2 separate regions of the Homo sapiens genome follow, and region 1 is linked to region 2. Evidence: chromatin loops called from intact Hi-C (ENCODE). Cell type or tissue: mammary epithelial cell. All regions are shown on one strand. Each heading gives the region's core, and the rest is flanking DNA. Links, peaks and the distances in the headings are about the cores only. Region 1 overlaps CDS1 (CDP-diacylglycerol synthase 1). Region 2 overlaps WDFY3 (WD repeat and FYVE domain containing 3).

Region 1 (5,389 bases), core at 306-5,305, 60 kb after region 2:
ATTACTTTACACACGCACATACACACAGAGACACACACACACAAAGACACAACCACACCCTTGGTAAAAAGACATAAAGCTGTCAAGGGAATACAATTTATCTTGACAAAACCCATCAACTGTAAAAGATTTTAATTAATGAGTTTTAAATGAGTGGGGGAAAAATACAGTCAGATTTTTTTTTAATCTTAAGCTTTTTCTCCATTCCAACTAATTTTTAAGTAATAAGTTTTATAATTTTTACCTAACAAAAATGCTTTCTGAATATGCAAGCCACTGCCATAGAGCAATTAACTTCTACAATCTGGAAACCCACTCCTACACAGGAGCAAAGTAGAAAACCTACCCAACTTTCACCTAGAAAAACATGCATTTCTTCACAGTAGTTACTAGTAGGCAAAGTTTTATATTTTTTTGCATTCTATGTAAATAATATCTTAATAAATATTATATTTAAAGTCTGTCTTTTGTGAAAAGTTACACTAGGATTTATTAACACCTGAAAATGTAATTAATTTTTTGGGTCTTTTATGGGAACTTCCTATATTTGGAACTTGAATAAGAATGGTATCCAGTTGTTAATGAAGCATTTTGTCTTTAGTTGTCAAAGAGTAAGCAAAACTCAGTAAGATAGTTTAATGGAATATAAGAACAACAAACAGTACATTTTAGTAGAAATCTGTAAGACACTATCCAACGTTAAAGAACTATAAAAGTGCTATGACATACTTATAAAGCAGCATAATTCTGTTGCCTTACCATATCATGCCTTCAAACAGATTTTGGATGACAAGGTGTGACTGAGTGACAGTTATCAGTAAAGTGACATGAGTCCATGCGAACTGTTAATAGCCCAACAATACAAAAATTAGTGAACACAACTGATCAGTGCAGCTGAAGAAGCAACAGCGATTTGAAACCCAAATTTCTACCATGACTTTTGGTCAAAATGTACAAGTTAGAGTCATATAAAATAAAAACACTGTTAGTAAATTATGTTTGTTTTGTTGCCTACTGGAACCTTAAAATAATGAAAACATTTAACAAAGTAACCTTAATTTATATATAAATAGAATTCTAATTATATAGTACTAACTTTTAAAACATATAAAAAATAAACCATTATCTTGAATCATTAGATTTAAGTGATGATGAGAGATTTCTGTTGCTGGTTTAACAACATTTAAAGGGGAACATTTTACTCTGGCTGCATTCTGCAGTTATTAACAAAATGCTAAAAAATTCCTTTTCTTTCAGAGTTTATTACGGTAACTTTTTCCCATAAAGAGTTATTTCCAACTTCAAATGATTCAAACCAGCAGGGTTCAATTGCCCTTAAACTCTATCTTTCATACTTGAAGGGTGATCGTGACAGGTCTGTTCAATGACAGTATTCAATTTCAAATTTTTAAAGACCTTTGTGTTTTGCCAATTCTATCTAGCCTGAGAGATGGCCACTTTTAATATAATCAATATGGTTTCCATGTACGAGTCTTATGATTTTGATTGAAATTCATAAAATTACTTTTAAAAATTCTTAAGATTTTGATTTATTCTCCCTGGACCCCCACCCTTGAGATAGGGTCTCACTCTGTCACCCAGGCTGGAGTGCAGTGGTGTGATCACAGCTCACTGCAGCCTTGACCTCCCAGGTTCAAGTGATCCTCCTGCCTCAGCCTCCCCAGTAGCTGGGACTACAGGTGTGTGCCACCACGCCCGGTTAATTTTCATATTCTTTGTAGAAATGGGGTATTGCCAGGTTGCCCAGACTGGTCTCAAACTCCTGGGCTCAAGGTATCCGCCTGCCTTGGCCTCCCAAAGTGTTGCGATTACAGGCATGAGCCATCGGCGCTTGGCCTTTTGATTTATTCTTAATAAACCTGTTTCCCATTTAAGCAACCATATTATATTGGTTGCTCTATTTTATTCTATTTTTATCTGCTTGAAAGATCCAATTCTCTTTTACTCTGATTGCTTAAAAATGCATTAATTAAATTTTTTCCAATAGATGCCATTTACATTTTCACTGGATATTCTACTATTTTTACTTGTCTTGTTTCTATATAAAATTCACTAAGAATTTTACTCTTCATGCTCAGATTCCCTTAAATTAGAAATACAAGAAACACAACAATTTCCCAGCAATTATGTTCAGCAGAATGTCTTAATGGAGAAAAGCTAAGCATAAAGAACAGAAAATATATTCCAAGTCCAAAATAAGCCTCACTATCACATGAATTTACAGATCTGAATACTACATTGCATTGTACAGTTGTACTAGCTACAGTTTAAGAAAATAAAAAAAGTTCATATGTAAAGTGATACATTTCTTAAGACAGGCTTTGGTACATTGAACAAAATATCTTATGCCAAAAAGAATTACACAATTCTATGACTAACCATAACCACCAAGATAATACATGCTCTGCTGCTTTATGCGCACGCCAAGTGCAAGTAAACATAGTTACTTTCATAGAACAATATGGTAGATGTTTCTCAGACATAGTAACTGTCCAGGAGACTAAGAAAATTCTTCAAATTTCTACAAATTTAAGGAACCCAAAAACTTTAATTTTACACCATTTGAAAATATTCAAAGAAAAAGTTTTTAGTAAACTTTGAAAACAGTTAAAATTTTAAAATCCTCACAAACTTCTCAACTTTAATAGTTTATATCTAATGGTCATCTGAAATCCAAGTATCCCTCACATTCATGCAAAACAACAGCTAGCAGATTCGACTGTATCTTCTCACTACAGAAAAAAAAAAGTTAAGGGTTTTTATCACAGATAATGACTAAGGAATAATAGTTAATACACACCATATAAAACTGCAGACGATAATGTTTCTTCACCAAACTCAGTACAAACATGCAGAAACCTGTTCAAGAACAAAAAACATGTGCTCGTTGTACAATTTGGTACAAAGGGTTAAGATTCCTTGAGCCCAAATAAACCAATTTGCTGTATCACAGCTAGGCATATTTTAGCTACTTACTCAGATGCCATCTCTCCTACTATCTTACATTAAGCATTTAAAGTAAGTTTCTTGAGGGAAACAATCTTGTACTCTCCAAAGTGCCTAATACATTCCATGGCACAAATTCAATAAACATCCTCTGCATTAATTCAATTAATTAGTCCCCTGCTAATATGTGGGCATGGAAAACAGATCTTAAATTTAAATTAAATAGTATTTATTTGCTATAACAATGCATCAAGTGTATGTACAGAATGTTTTCAATCTCTACATAATAGAAAAATTAATAATAACTATTATAACAGCTAAAGTCTATTGAATGCTTACTCTTTCTAGGCTCTTATCTAAGCATTTTATCTTTAATGATGATCCTTTATTACCAACTGATTTAATCCTTTCAAAATTCCTATAATATAGGTACTCATTTTTAGCTCCATTTTACAGATGAGGAAAAATGCACAAAGGGCTTTAATAATTTACTGAGGATCACAGGGCTAGAAAATAAACACTAAAATCCTATTGACCCTTAAGAGTCACGTGGTTCCATGAACTGAGATCAGCAAAATTCAGGTTAAGAACAATTTGCAATTTCTCAAAAGCATACAATAATTATAGTAAAATGTAATACTCTTAATAATGTAAAGATTTACAAACAGTATATGTATTTATGTTTACATTTTACAAATTTATTACAATGATAATTTATTAAATTCTAACCAATTAAGTGAAATCTAGTAATCATATACTAAAATAATGGGAGGCAATATGAATCACTTCTTGCCAAAAATACCAGTAAACGTCTAAAGATAGGTTTATTTTACAGAGGTGGATATTGAAAATATATAAACCAAATTTAATTTCAGATAAATGGCTATGTATGCATTCTATTCTGCAACATCCTTTTTTTTTCTTTTTTGAGTCAAGTGTCGCTCTATGGCTCAGCCTGGAATGCAGTGGCACAATCACAGCTCACTGCAGCCTTGAACTCCTGGCCTCAAGCGATCCTCCCACCTTGGTCTTCCAAAGTATCAAGATTACAGGTGTGAGCCACTGTACCCAGCCTCTGCAGTATCTTTAAAGAGTGAGTTCTCCAAGAGAGAAATTGAATTTTCAGTTGATCAATTTCTGTATAAATACTAGACTTTGTACATCCAAGTTATACTTATCAAGGCAATTCTACCAGTAGAGTAAACAAGGGTATTACTACTCTCACCAAGCAAAGAATCAAACAGCAGCTGCCTTTCGCTACTTTTGGTGATCAATTTGAAATGCCAAAGCATAAAGGACCATGACAAAATGAAGAGAATGAATACTGACCCCAATCCTATCTCACCTCCTATTTGTCATCTATGAGGTAATCCAACTAACTGGCCTGCACAAGCAATAGGGACACATTTTCTGAGTGGAGGCACAAATGAAAGCCATTATGTCACTTTATTGAGAGAAAGGAAAGAGAGAAAGAATGAGAGAGAGAGAGATACTAAAACATGAAATTAATGGCATCAAAATTACCAATTGTATGAAAGATTCCTTTAAAAATTCCTGCTTTTGAGTTTTTCTTCTACAGCAGGTAGACTTATCTTGAAGCTCAAGTAATAACATAATTTCTATGCTGTTTTTGTGCCACTGATCCGTGGTTAAAGGCAAACGTGGACTGGACTCGGTTCAAAGCCAATGGGTAAGGGGCAAAGCAGAGACACAAGACAGAAACCATGTTTTCTGTCCAAACAGACCCCTTGACTCTCCCAGCACAGCCTTGGGAACTTCTCAATATCATTAACTATGAATTATCTACTCACAAATACTACTCCAAAATACATGATTTTCTCTTTCTTGAAATGATAACACCATTCACCCTTACTTACATTTCTTCAAACACAATTACCAGTAGAATCATTTAACATTTTCCTAATGGACATTTTATCCAGGACAACCTTGGCAACTCACGTTTACATAATCCAATTTCACCTATGGGATACAATTGTCTGACTCCTAGATACAGTAAGATAATACAGTTCTCTGACTTAGAGGAAGGGGGAGGTATAAAGTGTTTTCCTAGCATAGCTGAGGCTAAATATAGTCATCTCTCAGTATCCCTGGGTGATTGGTTGCAGGATCCCCAAAGGACAAAAATCCATGGATGCTCAAGTCCCTTATATAAAATGGTATAGTATTTGCATATAACCTACTTACATCCTCCTGTGTATCTTAAATCATTTCTAGATTACTTATAATTCCTAATACAATGTAAATTCTATATAAATAATTGTTAGACTGTATTTTTCAGGGGATAATGACAAGAAACAAGCCTATACATGTTCAATAAAGACACAACCATCCATTGTGGTTTTTTTTTTTTTTTCAGAGTATTTTCAATCCACAGTTGGTTGACTCCAGAGATGCAAAACCC
Region 2 (5,389 bases), core at 68-5,067:
TGGAAACCCCAAATATCTAATTTACAAAGTGTGATGGTGTCGTATTTATCTTAAATCTCATTTCATTTAAAGTTTTTCAGATCTCCTCCTCAAATACTAGTTTTCCAACAGAAACTACTCTATGCCTGTCTCAAAGATTTACAATAATTGAAAAATAGTAATCTTAAATGTACTTTTTTTTTTTTTTTTTTGAGACGGAGTCTCGCTTTGTTGCCCCAGGCTGGAGTGCAGTGGCGCAATCTCGGCTCACTGCAACCTCCACCTCCTGGGTTCAAGCGATTCTCCTGCCTCACCCTCCCAAGTAGCTGGAACTACAGGCGTGTACCACCACGCCCAGCTAATTTTTGTATTTTTAGTAGAGACGGGTTTCGCCATATTGCCCAGGCTGGTCTCGAACTCCTGACCTCATGATCCGCCTGCCTCAGTCTCCCAAAGTGCTGGGATTACAGGCATGAGCCACCTCACCCAGCCATTAATATTTTTAATCCTGTAGAAATACAGAATGACGATGTAGCACATTTTTGTTTTCTTTTTTCCCTTTACAACATAGCAAAGCACAAAGAAGATGATAATATTCACACTTTCAGCAAATCAGTAGCACCTTTTTAGGACACCAAAATGATATTTCTAAATCACATAAAGGCCACATTGAAACCAGAAATAATCCAACTAGATAGAGTGTCTGCCTGCCTTCAATGGCACAGAATGGTATTAGGCTACTGAGAGTTAACTTTTGAATATCATTGGAAAATAATTGTCAATCAACTGTAGATTGACTTTCTTTGAGAAAGTTATTGTGAATTCAGCTTAGCATAGAACAAGACAATAGCCCATGCTTTAGTATCATAGTCCTGTCCCTGCTTATTCAGGTGTGAGTTCTCTGGCCACCTTCATAGCGTCTTTGAATCTCTTTCCTCGGGTGTAAAATGAGGATAATATAGTACCTAATAGTTCTTGTGAACCTTAATTGAAATAAGAACACAATGCCTGGCATATAAAAGGGCTTATAAGTGTTATCTTTCATTATAAAGTGAGTCATCTTCTTTCATACCAGTTATTTAAAAAACCTCATCCACCAAAGCGAGTGAGAAGTCGACTCAATGGAGACAATGCAGGAATCTCTGTCCTACCAGGATCTACAAGTGACAAGATCTTTTTTCATCATCTAGACAACTTGAGGCCTTCTCTAACACCTGTAAAAGGTAAAATAATGAGAAATAAACTTTTGATTAATGATTTAATGGGATTGTTAATAATCCCAGTTTAACAATAACAAATTTGCTTTTTGACGATAGCATAATTTGTTTAATAAGTGCCATACATTTTGTGTTAGATTACTAAATACCTACTAGTATTTATATTTTCTCTTTTTGCTTTTTTTTCTCTGTTTTCTTTTTTTGGCTTGTTGGACTTCATATCAGAAAGAACCAAACAGTCTTCTCTCTCCTCTTTAAGATAATCAAAGCTCTAAAATACCAAAACCTTGTAAATTCAACTTTATAGATAAAAAAAATTTGTCTTCATAATTTCATTCTCATTTAAATATATTCTGCCTATCCGATATATTAGTAAAAGAACACATTTTTAGTATGCCAATGAAAAGACATCTGTGTTTTATCTAATGGTATAATGGGATATCTAAAAATATTTTTTCAAGTAGGTTTTTTCCCCTTAGAATGAAAAAAAAAAAGTTCTGCAAAATCTTGAAGTTGTCGCTTAAAAATATCCAAGAATTGGAACAAAATCTGGTTAACTTGTGTGCCATTCTATGCCATTTGTCCTCATTACACAGACTCTGCTCTGTGCCAGCGTCAGTCACTGTTGGCGATTCTTCTGGAGTAGTAATATGGTCATCAGAGTGCTGGTGTGGAGCAAGGAGTCCGTTCCTCTGGGGAATGACATGACCTTCCTTGAGGAAGTCTAAGGTCTGGCTATAACTTGGGAGGTACTAAAGACATAGGTTTGTTGATAATCTGTGTCCCTATGACATTCTGGGGAGCATCCCAGATTACTCTGTACAACCCTAGGGAGGCAAACCTGAATGGTAGTACCCAAACCAGAGAGTGCCCAGAAATAGGAAAGCTGGAGGAAAGTCCTGCAGAGGCCCTGTTAGGTTGAACATTCCACCCAGCAGGTCTTGTAGGAGATTCAAAAGCCCAGCTCTATTTCAGAGATCATTTTTTCTCAACGTAGGTATCAGGATGCTTGATTTATATGAATATTTGAAATTATCATGCTCTATGAGATAATGACATTAGTTTTTCCTGTTCCTGTCCTAATACCATGATTTCTTTTTTCTAGAACTCAAAGAACCTGTAGGACAAATCGTATGTACAGATAAAGGTATTCTTGCGGTGGAACAGAATAAGGTTCTTATCCCACCAACCTGGAATAAAACTTTTGCTTGGGGCTATGCAGACCTCAGTTGCAGACTGGGAACCTATGAGTCAGACAAGGTTTGCATTATTTCCTGCCTACTCATTTAATATTGCTCTTTTGTGGTCTGGCTATCCTATATGACTAATAGGGTTGGGGAGAACCCAGTCCAAGGGCTTGTCAGCTGTTCCTCCAAAGCCCAAAAGAAAAGTGAGCTTTCCTATTTGGGGAAAGGAGAGCTTCACTGAATGAGAGCAGGATAAAGGAGCTCATAGAGATGTCATGTTCCCTGCAGAACAAGCCTCTTTTGCAAAGTTGTGTAACAGGGGCTAGCAGTTTCCTTCTCACTCAAAGAATTCCTCCGAGAGATCCTAGCCAGCAAGGAGCTCAGCATTTCTGTCAACCAGAATAGCCTCCTTTTGATGAGTCACCATCTGCCCCACTTTTCATTTTAGTGCTCCAAACAAGCTGGCAGAAAACCTGTTGCTCCATCCCACAAGAAGCAACAGCAACTGTTTTGGGTCCCATAAGTACCTCTTGGAGAGACAATCCATAGTGATCCTTTAGTGCCCTGTGTTTGCCCTCCAACAGTCCCTTCCCAAATGCAAGACGAAAAGAATCTGCATAGTCTGTTATGTTGCTTTGTAACACGATTCCATTTTGTTGATGTTCTCCTTAGCAGCAGTCGTGCTCTCTTTTCACATTCTGTCTACAGCAAATGCATCCTTTTGCCACATTGTCCCCTGCACCTTCCATAGATCACACAATTTGAGCATCACTTTCCCAATCTGGAGAAACCAGAGACCCCCATTATGAGCAAAGTCCTTTTTGGTTATGGCTTTCAGCAGCAACAATAGTTTGGAGGCGGTAGGGGTAGTTCAGGGTAGAGATTCAGTGGATATGCTTCTGAACTAAAGCTAGCTCAGAACATGAGCCGCTATTTGCTGGTGAGGTGCCTGCACCTTCACTCAATTCTGCTCCTTGAGTTTCAGAAGTTTGTATAGTACTTAACGGCATGTGTGTCTCACATCCGTTTTACTTTATAGGCCATGACTGTTTATGAATGCTTGTCTGAGTGGGGCCAGATTCTCTGTGCAATCTGCCCCAACCCCAAGCTGGTCATCACGGGTGGAACAAGCACGGTTGTGTGTGTGTGGGAGATGGGCACCTCCAAAGAAAAGGCCAAGACCGTCACCCTCAAACAGGTAAGAGAGAACATAGAAAATGCCAAGAAGGACATAGTCCATCTCCTGTGCCTACACCCTGTAGGAAGTAAAAAGCTTCCTTAATTCTGAGGTACTTCAGATCTAATGGACAAAACCAAAGTGACGTTCTGTTGCTAGAAATACTTTTTTGAAAAAAAAAGGAAATCAGAATAGGTTGTTTCTAACAATGATCTAAGCCGGTCCCTTTGTTAAAATCTGAAGAAAGTTATCTTTAGGTAACATATATTTCAGTGTATTTAAGTAATATAAATGCAAAAGTCTAAATTGAATTTTTGCAAACTGAATTATGTTTGCTATTGACTCATATTAATTTCCTTCCAGGGTGATTTCCATTTATCTGCCACTAAATTCTTTATTTTTTGTTTCTCTCTTTTCTCATTTGTCATATACTTAAGGATATGCCAAACTCATGAATATATTCAGTAGAGCCCTTGATGATTTAATTAACGAGTATTTCTGATTGTCTATTACATACATGATTCTATTATTAATTTTTACTTAAAGCAAGAGTCCTTTTATAATTAAGCCATTTCTTAATATTTGATCTGTGAGAGAACTTACCATAAGGTATTTTTTAAATAAGGAGCATATATCTAAGTATTTTTAATGATATAAATTTGAAAAATAATGTAACAATACCACTTATCAATTATTGAGCACCTCTATTTCAGGGGACTGTGTTGAGTATTCTACAAATACAAAACTCTAGTCGACACAATTCTACAAGGTAGTTATTAGCCCCATTTTACCCCTGAAAAAGACACAGGTTAGAGTGGTCAAGACACAAGTCTAAAGTCACATGTAGCAGTAAAGCTATAATTTAAATTAAGTTCTGTCTGACTTCAAAGCTATTATAAAGCCAAACTCAAACAGTGGTGTCATAAATACCTATAGAAAAAAATTGAACCCCTGTTCAGTATAAAACTGAATCATCTGTATAGGCCAGAAACTTCACAGAGTTGCTGGGTCCTGAGGCAAGCCATATAAAGAGGGAGAAAGTCTTGAAGTGAACAGATTACAAGGTTAATAGTACATTTTGCTGATTCAAATTATGCTTAAAAATATTTTCCATTTAGAAAATGCACTTTGAAAGTAATGTGCCAGGAAAAAGGACTTCCTGCTTAAAATAGTTTCCTGGGGTTTGCTAAGCATGCAATAAAGATGTCTATATGACCAAAATTTTAAGCCAACTCTTTTTTTATATTATGCACACACACACATATATATACTTCATGTGTATACACAGATAGTTTTCTCTCTCAAAAGTATTAAAAAATTTATCAACCTTCAATCTGTAAAAAATACCTACTCTACATGATAGCAAAATCTCTCCTCCAAGTTTACACTGATTTACACCCAAGGCTTTCCCCAAATGTACAATAGGAGGCAACCTCTTACATTCTAGTGTGGAAGGCGGCAGATGAAGCCAACTCATTATTAAGCGGATATATTTTTCTGCCAGGGCAGATGGCCCATTCTAAGTACTTAGGAACTACTAACAGTAATCTAAATCTTTTTCTTCAGAATATTTACTTATTTTCACACATTGCCATTTCCTTGGGTCCTTTTTCTCTTCATATTCCAGCAAAAGAGGGAAGTTCTTTTTCTAGTTTAAAGAAAGAATTCCTCTCAGGCACAGATACTCAGATATCTCCGATTGGCAGCAGGACTTCAGCATGTTGACGCCTCAGGACTACATTCTCGCTTTGTCTATTGTAGACCACGTGCTACAGCCATGTGGTTCTCGCAGTTTATGCATTTTTTTAAAAAAAAATTCATTCAATTGT

What was found. A loop is a pair of places that touch in the nucleus more often than their neighbours do. Peaks named below come from ENCODE experiments on the same cell type or tissue, not always from the same donor. Only the 100,000 strongest peaks of a DNase experiment are listed, where the experiment ranks them.
Region 1: a loop joins it to region 2, with 2.9 times the contacts of the local background. A loop is called at or near these places in 3 of 110 quality-filtered maps.

What each region holds. Positions count from the first base shown.
Region 1 is chr4:84,629,310-84,634,698 of GRCh38, reverse strand. CDS1 (CDP-diacylglycerol synthase 1) reads right to left here. Exons shown (of 13, transcript NM_001263.4): 6 at 2,822-2,880; 7 at 760-842. Among named protein-coding and RNA genes, the nearest start is that of CDS1, 49 kb to the right of the region's middle. In mammary epithelial cell, for the core only: no CTCF peak of the experiment used is centred there; DNase peaks (open chromatin) are centred at 2,408 and 2,888; H3K27ac peaks cover 1,594 bases.
Region 2 is chr4:84,688,698-84,694,086 of GRCh38, reverse strand. It overlaps WDFY3 (WD repeat and FYVE domain containing 3), which reads left to right. Exons shown (of 68, transcript NM_014991.6): 59 at 1,055-1,202; 60 at 2,302-2,456; 61 at 3,423-3,581. Among named protein-coding and RNA genes, the nearest start is that of WDFY3-AS1, 110 kb to the left of the region's middle. RefSeq lists an enhancer at 1,800-2,999. In mammary epithelial cell, for the core only: no CTCF peak of the experiment used is centred there; a DNase peak (open chromatin) is centred at 2,666; H3K27ac peaks cover 1,255 bases.